Regions from separate parts of the Homo sapiens genome. Here region 2 is linked to region 1. The links are chromatin contacts, found by POLR2A ChIA-PET in ENCODE. All regions are on one chromosome and are shown on one strand. The core of a region is the stretch at or near the end of the contact, and the rest is flanking DNA. Distances in the headings are between cores, read along the strand shown. Region 1 overlaps LOC124901029 (a long non-coding RNA gene). Region 2 overlaps ELL2 (elongation factor for RNA polymerase II 2).

What was found. ChIA-PET counts read pairs that join two places held with the same protein, here RNA polymerase II (POLR2A).
Region 2: POLR2A ChIA-PET joins it to region 1 with 10 read pairs in PC-9. The contact joins two enhancer-like sites. POLR2A ChIA-PET finds 5 or more read pairs at or near these places in 5 of 52 experiments (PC-9, T-cell, activated CD4-positive, alpha-beta T cell and 2 more).

What each region holds. Positions count from the first base shown.
Region 1 is chr5:95,835,564-95,840,543 of GRCh38, forward strand. All of the region lies in intron 1 of LOC124901029 (a long non-coding RNA gene), which reads right to left. LOC102724720 (a long non-coding RNA gene) reads left to right here. Exons shown (of 3, transcript NR_157807.1): 2 at 2,757-2,880. Among named protein-coding and RNA genes, the nearest start is that of LINC01554, 14 kb to the right of the region's middle. Within about 2 kb of position 2,633, at least 5 of the 41 ENCODE cell types and tissues checked have a DNase peak (open chromatin) inside an H3K27ac peak, as active enhancers do.
Region 2 is chr5:95,893,865-95,898,622 of GRCh38, forward strand. It overlaps ELL2 (elongation factor for RNA polymerase II 2), which reads right to left. Exons shown (of 12, transcript NM_012081.6): 8 at 4,376-4,758; 9 at 1,764-1,827. Among named protein-coding and RNA genes, the nearest start is that of LINC01554, 44 kb to the left of the region's middle. Within about 2 kb of position 2,032, at least 3 of the 41 ENCODE cell types and tissues checked have a DNase peak (open chromatin) inside an H3K27ac peak, as active enhancers do.

The DNA of each region.
Region 1 (4,980 bases), core at 1,383-3,882:
TGTAGGGAGTTGGAGAAACCCGTTTGGACTAGACTTTAAAGAACTGTGGCAGAAGGGTATGAGATACAATAACAGCTTGAGGGAATAGCAGGATTGAGAAAAAGCATCTTTCATTTAAGGGAAACTCGACTATGTTTGTTTTATTTTTTTCCTTTTGCAGAGAGGAAGCAACTAGTTGAGGGGGGAGAATATGAGAGAGAGAGACAGAGAGAGAGAAAGACGATGCTTGATGGAGCAAAGTCACCAACAGCACTGGAGGAGGGGACAGAGGGCCAGGCAGTGGGGCTGACCTCAGAGAAGAGGGGTGCACCTTTGGAGGGTGCACCGGGAAGGGAGGGGACAAACAAGGAGGGTGCCGAGGCTGAGGATGGGCAAGCTAACTGGCCACAGTGCAAGCCCAAGGGGACGAGGGATTCCAGACTCTGGACACACGGCCGAAATAGCCAACTGTGGGCTCCTGGCTACAGAGGAGGTGAGTGGAGCCAGGAGAAGAAGATGAGAGAAGAGAATGGAGAGGCATTAAGTCAAGATGAAGAATAAAAACTGGTTCAGTGCCAGGGTTTAAAAAAACAATAATATTTTTAAAACGTTATGCCCAGTGACAGGAAATTCAGGCTCTGGGTGACAGGAAATTCAGTAGGCACTCGGTGGCTGCTGGGCTGCATGACTCAATTTGTGTAGCAATGTCGAATGCTGAAACAAAAAATAAAAGTTTTTTAAAAAATACTTTCAAGGTTTTGGGAAATATAATTTTGGTTAACATGACCCCACAATTAAATGAGGTCTATTTAATTAGGGAGGCAGTACTTCTGGAGGAAAACAAATTGCCTAGGCTGTCAATTTAGCAATGCAACAAAACATGAAATCAATAGTTTATTAATATCAGGTGTATGGGTATACACCTGCCTTATACAGAAGTAAGAGCTGTATTCACACACCTAGTTGCAAAGAAATTAAACATGAGCTGAGATGCTCAAAGAAAATGAATCACTTAGGGATAGAGCATCTCTAATTCGAAAGGACAGTTTGTCCCACCCAGAAACAATCTCTGGGCTCATGTGTAGATGGAACTGTCACTTGGAATGACTTGTCAAAAGGGCTTCAGGTAAAACTAAAGCTGAAACTGAAAGGTAAAACTCTGAGCTAATAATAACTATTGACCCACATCACCAGAAAGTTTTGGAAATGAATCAAGAGGAAACAACAGCCACTTAGCCCTTCCTCACCCAAGAATCCTCTCTGCCATTCCTTTCCATCCAGCACTTTTTCCCTGTGTAATAACTTTTGGCTCTCATATTTCATTACTCCTCCACAGAATATGAGGTTCAATTACAGGACTCTCACACAGATAGATGACAAGTGTACTTGTGACAAAATGTTCTCTAGTGGGCTTCTGGCTAATATATTTTTGGCACATCCAAATTATGAAAGAGGACACAATTGTTGGTAAAACCAAGGAAGGCATGTATGTGCTGAGTATTCTGTGTCTAAAATCAAAGTAGGCTGGGCACAGTGGCTCACGCCTGTAATCCCAGCACTTTGGGGGACCGAGGTGGGTGGATCATTTGAGGTCATGAGTTCAAGATCAGCCTGGCCAACATGGTGAAACCCCATCTCTACTAAAAACACAAAACTTAGCTGGGTATGGTGGCATGTGCCTGTAATCCCAGCTACTTGGGAGGCTGAGGCAAGAGAATCGCTTGAATCCAGGAGGTGTAGGTTACAGTGAACTGAGATCACAGCACTGCACTCCAGCCTGGGCGATACAGTGAGACTCCATCTCAAAAAAAAACCCCAAAAAACAACAAAAAAAACAAAAAAACACAAAACCACTCACAAAAAAACAAAAAACAAAGTGCAGAACCATGTGTATAGGATAATCTCTTTTTTATGAATATAAAAATCTAGGGTATGAAAACATTATATAATGTGTGTGTATATGGTTATATATGAATGAGATAGAGCTGTATATCCTAACATGAAACATTTCCAAGTGAAAAACATACTAAATTTGTTACTTTGCAAAGTAATATCTACATCTAAAAAATGAAAAATAAAAAAATGACACATGCATAGACGCATGTGCTGTGCAGCGTGGGTGCCTAGACAGGGTAGTAGGAGGAGGCACAGCCAGCCGTGGGCAGTGCGACCTTGAGGAGGAGTGAACTGGAGCGGGATGGTGCAGGTTTTCAGCTTTGCTCTGTAAACTTCTATATTATTTGAAACTTATACAATCAGGATATATTCCTATATGACTTATGTAAGAAAATAAAGAGAAACAGTAAGCACCAAAAATGAAAAGTGTGTAATCAACTCTTTGAGGCCTTCATAGGAAACTGGAGAACCAGACAGGAGTTAACACAAACATGAAATGACACATCCAGGTCTACTAATCATGACTACACTGGGAAAGAGGGGACAGAGAATTTGGTAGTCATGGCAGACCCAAGTATCTTACTTCTGCAGATTTGAGGAATACCAGAGAACTGTGAAGAGACTGAGCTTGAAAGTCCATCTCAAAAGGTCTTTGCCCTTCAGCAGTGACATGGCAGTGGGGAGGAAGGAAGAAAACAGGCTGTCTTTGTGTGGCTGGTGATGCCTAAGTGCTGGAGCGTGAGACAGTCCCCAGGCCCTGTGCCATAGCTGACATGCAGGAATAGGCGTTGGCACTGGGGAGAGCCAGTCTGCTTGTGACAGAAGCAGCAGATGATCAGAAATGGAGGGCGCTTTCTGACAATGACACCATCATCCCACAGGGAAGGAACATCTGACTCTTGGCTCCCACTAAGATGCTGCCAGAGCGGCTGGTCTCAAAGGGCAAAACAACAGCCCCTGATGGAAAGTCTTCACGACGCAGCCTCCGAGGTCCTTCCGCTCAAGGTAAGAGCCCTGCTTGCCTGGCTCTAACTGGATTCCTGAAAACACTCAGGCACAGGGCAAGCTGAGGAAGGGGTGGTGTGGGGCGGGGCGGTGGCAACAAGTCAGTCTTCTGAATCCCCTATCAAAAATCTGGGAAAGGTAGCTTTTTACAATGAGGGTTGGAAACACTGACACAGAGGATGCTGACTGGGGAGGTTTGGAGCCAACCATGGGACCAGGCCTGTCCATTACAATAGAACCAACAGGGCAACCTGGAGTCACATAGGCTAATCTAAACCAGCCTGACTGATCCCCATGTCCTTCCCAGGACTTCACTGCTCCAAGAGTAATCAGTCACGTGTCTCAGTAGCAGGAATGAAATCTTTGACCTCACAGCAAGTGAAGCTGGTGAAGGAACAGAAGAGAAGTGAGAATAGGTCCATCTCCACAATGAGGGGAGGACAGCATGGAAGAGGGAGTCCAGGCCCTGCCAGCTGAGGAGATGGGGACATAAGGCACAGCTGTGGTAACCCTGGGCCACCACTCTCCAGCGTCCCCAAAGCCTGCTGTGGTACTCTGTGGCTGCCCTCTGCATCCTGTCTGGCTACCAAGGCGAAAGGGTCTCAGCTGTTTAGGCTAGTGCCAGCCATGCTCCCTCTAATGCCTAAGTGAGGGTTCCGAGGCCTCCACTTCAGCATCTGGGATACTACAAGGGGGACCCAGGAGGAGAAGGGGCCCTAAACATGATCAGGGGATTTTGGCATCCAAACGTGTTGGCCTGGAGACTGTGGGGAGCATAGAAGCTTGGAGAACACACAGCAGGTGTTGATGTGAGGCTGGGCGATGGGGAAATGGAGACTGGGGTTGGGAAACCAACCCCTGGAACAGAGGAAACACAACGCCTTAGGCCTTTACATAACCAGCTTTCAACCTGTCTGCACAGGAGAGTCTCCTGGGAAGCTTTAAAAATACCTGTCTGGGCCCCAACCCGGAACAACTAAATTGGAACCCCAGGGGTCCTCTTGGACTTATGCTCCTTCTAGAGACCTTTCTTCCTCAGTGGAAAACCCACTCAAAGGTGTCTTTTCCGTCTTTGCCGGAAGGCAGAAAATTCACTTGGCACACAGGCTTCTCTGCCAAGTCTTGGGAAGTTTACCTACTCTGTGAGGTGCTGTTTCACTATGAAATTTACTCCCCGTGACGTTCAATCCAGGAAACTGAGTCTCAAGGACCCTGGCTAACAACGGCCCTCACCTCCCTTTGGGTGTATCCCCATTTATTTATGGAAAGTATTTTCTGCCACGTGAAGCACAAAGATTTACTGAGAGGAGGGTGTAGCAGAGTGGTGGGTTAATCCTGAGTGGAGTTGCTTTGCTGTGCAGGTAACTTCCTCTTCCCCCTTACAGCATGAACAGACAGGCCTTTGTGTTCTGAGTTCTTGATTCCCTTGTCCTGGGTGTGGAATGGACAAACACTAAGCTCTTTTGCTTTTTAGAATGGAGATATTGTTTTGAAATGTAAGCTGGAGAAAGGTAGGAGACAGCAACTAGGCTTTGAGAAGAAGGGAGTGGCCTGGCTCTGATGGTAGAGAGAGAGTGGCCAGTCTTGAGTGGTGGGGACTTGCATGCCACTCACCATCCAGCACCCAAGTTGAGATGTACATCTCAGGTGAACTGAGTGAACTGAGGCCATGGACACCTAGGGATGAGACCCGGAGTCTCAGGAACTGGGAGCCAAGTGAAAGGGCCAAAGACCTCGTCTGACCTGGAGATGGTGGGGGCCACCAGAGGAGCCTGCAGATGGGGGCATCGTCCTGGGGACCTGGACAATAAGCAGCTCACTGGCTACCATGCTGCACTAAAGGCCCCTGCCCAATGTTCCTGAATGGTGGAAACTCTAGGACTCTAGACTTCTTTGATCTTCCCAAGGGAGGGATAAGCACAAGGTGATTGGGGTCTGGGCCAGATTTAATTTTCTTTAGAGAAATTAAGAAATGTGGCAATTGTGTTTTTTTTTTTTTTTTTTTTTTTTGAGACAGAGTCTCACTCTGTCGCCAGGCTGGTGTGATCTGGGCTCACTGCAATCTCCGCCTCCTGAGTTCAAGTGATTGTCTTGCCTCAG
Region 2 (4,758 bases), core at 782-3,281, 58 kb after region 1:
AACAATCACATAGTACTAGAAACATGACAAACATACAGAAATGCACCAAGGCAGATCCAGGAACCATCCTTAGATAAGTAACCTGAAAAAACCTTTTAAATATGAAATTAAGGCCAGGCTCACACCTGTAATCCCAGCACTTTGTGAGGCTTGAGGTGGGTGGATCACCTGAGGTCAGGAGTTCGAGACTAGCCTGGCCAATATGGCGAAACGCCATCTCTACTAAAAATACAAAAAATTACCCAGGCGTGGTAGTGGGCGCCTGTAATCCCAGCTACTTGGGAGGCTCCGCTTGAACCCTGGAGGTGGAGGTTGCAGTGAGCCGAGGTCGCACCATCGCACTCCAGCCTGGGCAACAAGAGCGAAATTCCGTCTCAAAAACAAAAAAAGGGGGGATTAACTAATGAACTTGGCAAAACACAACAGCCTTGAATCCATGGGCAAAAGTTTAGCATTGTTTTTTAGTTTCCCCACATGATTCTGTCGTATATAATAAGTATATGTCACTATTATAAAAAAGAATTCAAAAAAGAACAAGAGCACTGCATTGGCAGTTGCTACTCAAGGGGGCTGACATTTAAAGACTTCTAAGGAGAAGTCGTTTGCAGTTAAAGAGGTGAACCCCCTCAGCAGCAGAGCCAGAGGCTGTCCTGGAAGACTGGCTGCAGACAACTGACCCTTCCTGGGCCAACTAAGTGGTAGGTGATAGCTGCCTTTCAAGGCCCTCCTAGAGAACTCTAAAACCATACACTACCTCAGATGAGAGGGTACTCAGCAAGGTTTCTCAAGTTCCTGTTAGTTAAGAGATGATAACCAGCATTATGGTTTCATACTGTATCATTCCCCAATAAGTATAGCTTTCACACTACTGTTAAGCAGAAGTAACACATTTTAAATCTAAAATGATCTTTACTCTGGAAATGAAAAGGGCTAAACAGCATAGTTTAACATTGTCCACCATGAGATGCTACTAATAGAAAAAAAGTGTTCAGACAGCCCAGATTCCATTTTCCCTTTTACATTCTAGCTATTTTGCACATTTGTTCATTTTCAAAGCTATCCAAAGTCAGATTTGTTTGCTCTTTCCCTCTCCATTTTTCCAGGCTCTTGCAACTTAATTATTTTCTTCTTACAGAGGCCTTTTATTCTGCAAAAAAGCTAGAATTATGTGTCCAAGTTATAATTTCTGTGATAACCAGTTACAAAAATGTCCCCAGCTCAGCATTTAGCAACTTGTTGTCACAACAAGAAAACATTATAACCATTACTAAATTGAAATGATCAGATTTTACTCTTATCTCCTCTAAAAATTAATTTGAGGGCAGAACTTAAATAAAAATCAATCTATCTTTACACTTTGTATTATTATGTGCAGAGGTTCAAGCACTTTGTCAGCAGTAAACCATCCCTTTGGGGGACCCAAGTGAATGACTGTGCATTGATAAGACTGTCAGCTTTGAAGAGTCAGATCCCTAAAATCTTTCATAATCAAATGCTTAGCCTGGCCCCAGAACAAAGGACAGGATTCTCTATACTTAAAGGCCAACGAATACAGCTCAGAGCGGGGGGAGGCACAACCTGCTCATGCAGACAAGGGTAGATTTGGGATGAGCAGGCTAAATGGCAGCCTTTCAATTGCAAGGGTGGCTCCAGGACTCTATTTCTGGAACTTCTTACTTTTCTGATTTGCAAATTATGGGAAAAGAATTTGCAAACTTTCTAAAATTAAGCCGCTCTCTCCATTGGCAGACATATGAACTTACATCAAATAATCTGGGAGTTCAATTGCTGAAGGTTCCATGGAGGCAGTGCAATCCTCTTTAACTCCTATGAAGAAAAAAAACAAAATCAGAGCATTCATCAACTACGAAGGTTATCAAATGCCTGTAATTCTAAAATAGATTAGAAACATCTGGAACACTTTTCCTCAAATTCTATTCTTCCATCTCAATAAGCAACAGTGAGCAAGGAATACAATTGAACATGAACAATAGAGGCCCTATGACCAGCGCCAGCAGAACCGACGCCAGGCATTTAAAGCACCCTGGCTACTGCAGTGTCTGCACAATAAAGGAATTCCATCTTAACCCAAGGTCAGTCTTCTATTCTTTCAACAACAGTTGTGGCATCTGCCCAGCAATTCAAAGATTGTGGTGGCAGATGCAGCCAGACAATGGGAGATACAAATTTTACATCAACATCTACTTTTCATGGGATTCAAACAAGGCGGATGAGACAATAGAGTCAGGTAGCCGACTGCTTTGGTCACTGTATTTTTATTGCCTCCCTTTTTTGTATGCAGACAGTGGAATTTGGTAGAAAGTTTTCCCATTGGTTTAAAGTAATTTAAAATAAGGTATTATTGAATGTCGATTTATATTCCTATAATCTCTAGCACTCATAACACTAAACAGATTTTTTTTTTTTTAAGGACAAAAGAAGTGCTAAACATTGTGGCTACACAGTGAAAGTATGTAAATCCCTCAGTATGCCATTTGCTTAAATGCACCATGTCCAGAGGATATGTTTAGATTCTTTATCAGGGTAATTTTTTATCATTGAAAGTAGGGTTAAACTGATAACTCAAACCCTAATCATGCCCACTGGCAAAACATATAAAAGTGAATGTTAGGTAATTTCTCGGTTTAATATTTTAAAGGACAAAGTACCCTAAACAAATATTAATACATAGACTCTGAGTGCATGCTGCTCACCTATAAATTCATGCTTGGGTAAAAGAACATGCTTTTACGATAGTCTGAGTCTTAAAGAGAAAGGCATCAAGTGCAGGTCACCTGGCTTCCCTTCTGCCATAGACACCAGATAAATTCCAAAAAATGCAGGGGATGTGGGTCTAGAGCTTTCCTAACTTTGTAATTATCGCAACTGGTTCTGAAAGTTACTATATCCTCAGTAAAGAATTCAAAGAGACTAAGTCTGCTTCTCCAGGTCTCCAACTCTGAGAACACTTGGAACTCTGATGTAGATCTCAACATACTGAAATCCAGTTTTCCTGTCTCTAGCCTTTGACTCAGAAGCACCACCTGAGGGTGGAAAGTGTGGAGAGTGGAGTTTACCCAGTGGCTTATGAACTCTGAACATAGAGTTCTACTTCATTTCTTTTCCTGACCTGACAAATTCAACTATAAGAGTGTTGAGGGAAAAAGCTTACACCTACCTTTTGTGCCATTACATAGTATTATATTGACTGAAATATTTAAACAGAAATGCTTTGACATGCAATGTATCCAATCTAGATCAAGAAAAGCACATATCATATCATATTCTACAGCGGCTTCTTTGGAAGTAACACTAAAAGAAAATAGAGCTTCTCTCATATGGCAAAGATGGTCAATTAAATCTAAGGATTACAGACTTTCAGAATCATGAGCAAAATACAGAAAGACAACACTCCTTATAACTCTACTCATTAAAGTAATTTTTCCAAAGCCATATTTTCCTATGGAATTTTGCCTTAGTTATTCTGGTTTTAAAACTGGCAGCAATGCCAAATGGTGAACTTGGATCTTCTATGTGGTGGCATGCAAGGAATTAAGTTTTAGAGGACATATTTTTTAAATAAGAAAAATCTAATTTTGTCAGTTTTTAACACTCAGGACATCTTAGGCAAGCAAGCTTTTTATGAATTAGCTTTTCTTTAGAGGTAAAGCTTTAAGTTTCTTTGGATCTCTAGATATTTAGCATTTAAGCTCCTAAAGCTTTGAAATGGCTAATTTTACAAATAACAATTGATGTTAGTTCACTAAAACAGGACTCTCAAAATTGGGGGAAAAACCCCTAAACCTTAAGATCTATTAAGCGAACGCTAGCCAACAGTCTTGCAAAAGACAAAGTGTTTTCACTCTAAATAAAGATGATGTTATGAATCTGCAAATGAAATTTTATCTTGGCCTGATTTATTAAAAAGTTGACCTTTCCCCTGTGCTAATATTAATTGAAGCAAGGGTGACCCTGTTTCATTGAGAAAGAAGGAAATGAATATTCTTATTGCAAATTGTGTCTGATTAAATCAGTTCAAGAATGGCATATAATAGGTCATGCTGAGGCTGCACAATATCATAACAGATATGGAAAAGAATGTTAAAGGTCCACCTTCCAAAAAGGAGTCTCAAGTATGACAGTCATTTTCAAATGCCATTCTTATTAATATAGAAATCATGTTTAATAGTTGGCCAAAAAGAGATGGAAAACAACTGCTGTAAAATGAAAAAAAAAAAAAAAAACTGCTCAAAAGCACAACACTAAGATTAATAATTAAATGAAACGTCATTTGCTAAAGAAATTACTAATTATAAACTGTGTAATTTCAAACTCATGATAGCATGCACTTCTGGTTCATCTAAAGGTAAAATACCTCCACTGGAATTTGGACTGGAGTTATTTAGCTTGGCAATTTCCTCTTCTCTCTTAAGATCTTCCTCCTTTTCCTCAATAGTCTCAATGTCGTGCTTTTTTATTTGGTCCTTTTCCTTATGTTTTTTAGACTTCTTTTTGGACTTTTTGTGAGACATTGAATGGTTTTCTTCCATAGGCTTTGGACACTTTAGTAGAACGGAACCAGGGGGTAAGGTTTCCAGAGAAGTCCTAGAGGTATATTTGTCTTGCTGGTCCTCATAGATACTATCGTTTTGACTAAAACTGTCAACAGGTAGGTCTTGAGTCCCCCGGCCTTCTGGAGTGCTAGGGGAGTTGGAGTTAGAATTTACAATCTGAGGAGGATGTGAGATGGGCAGATAG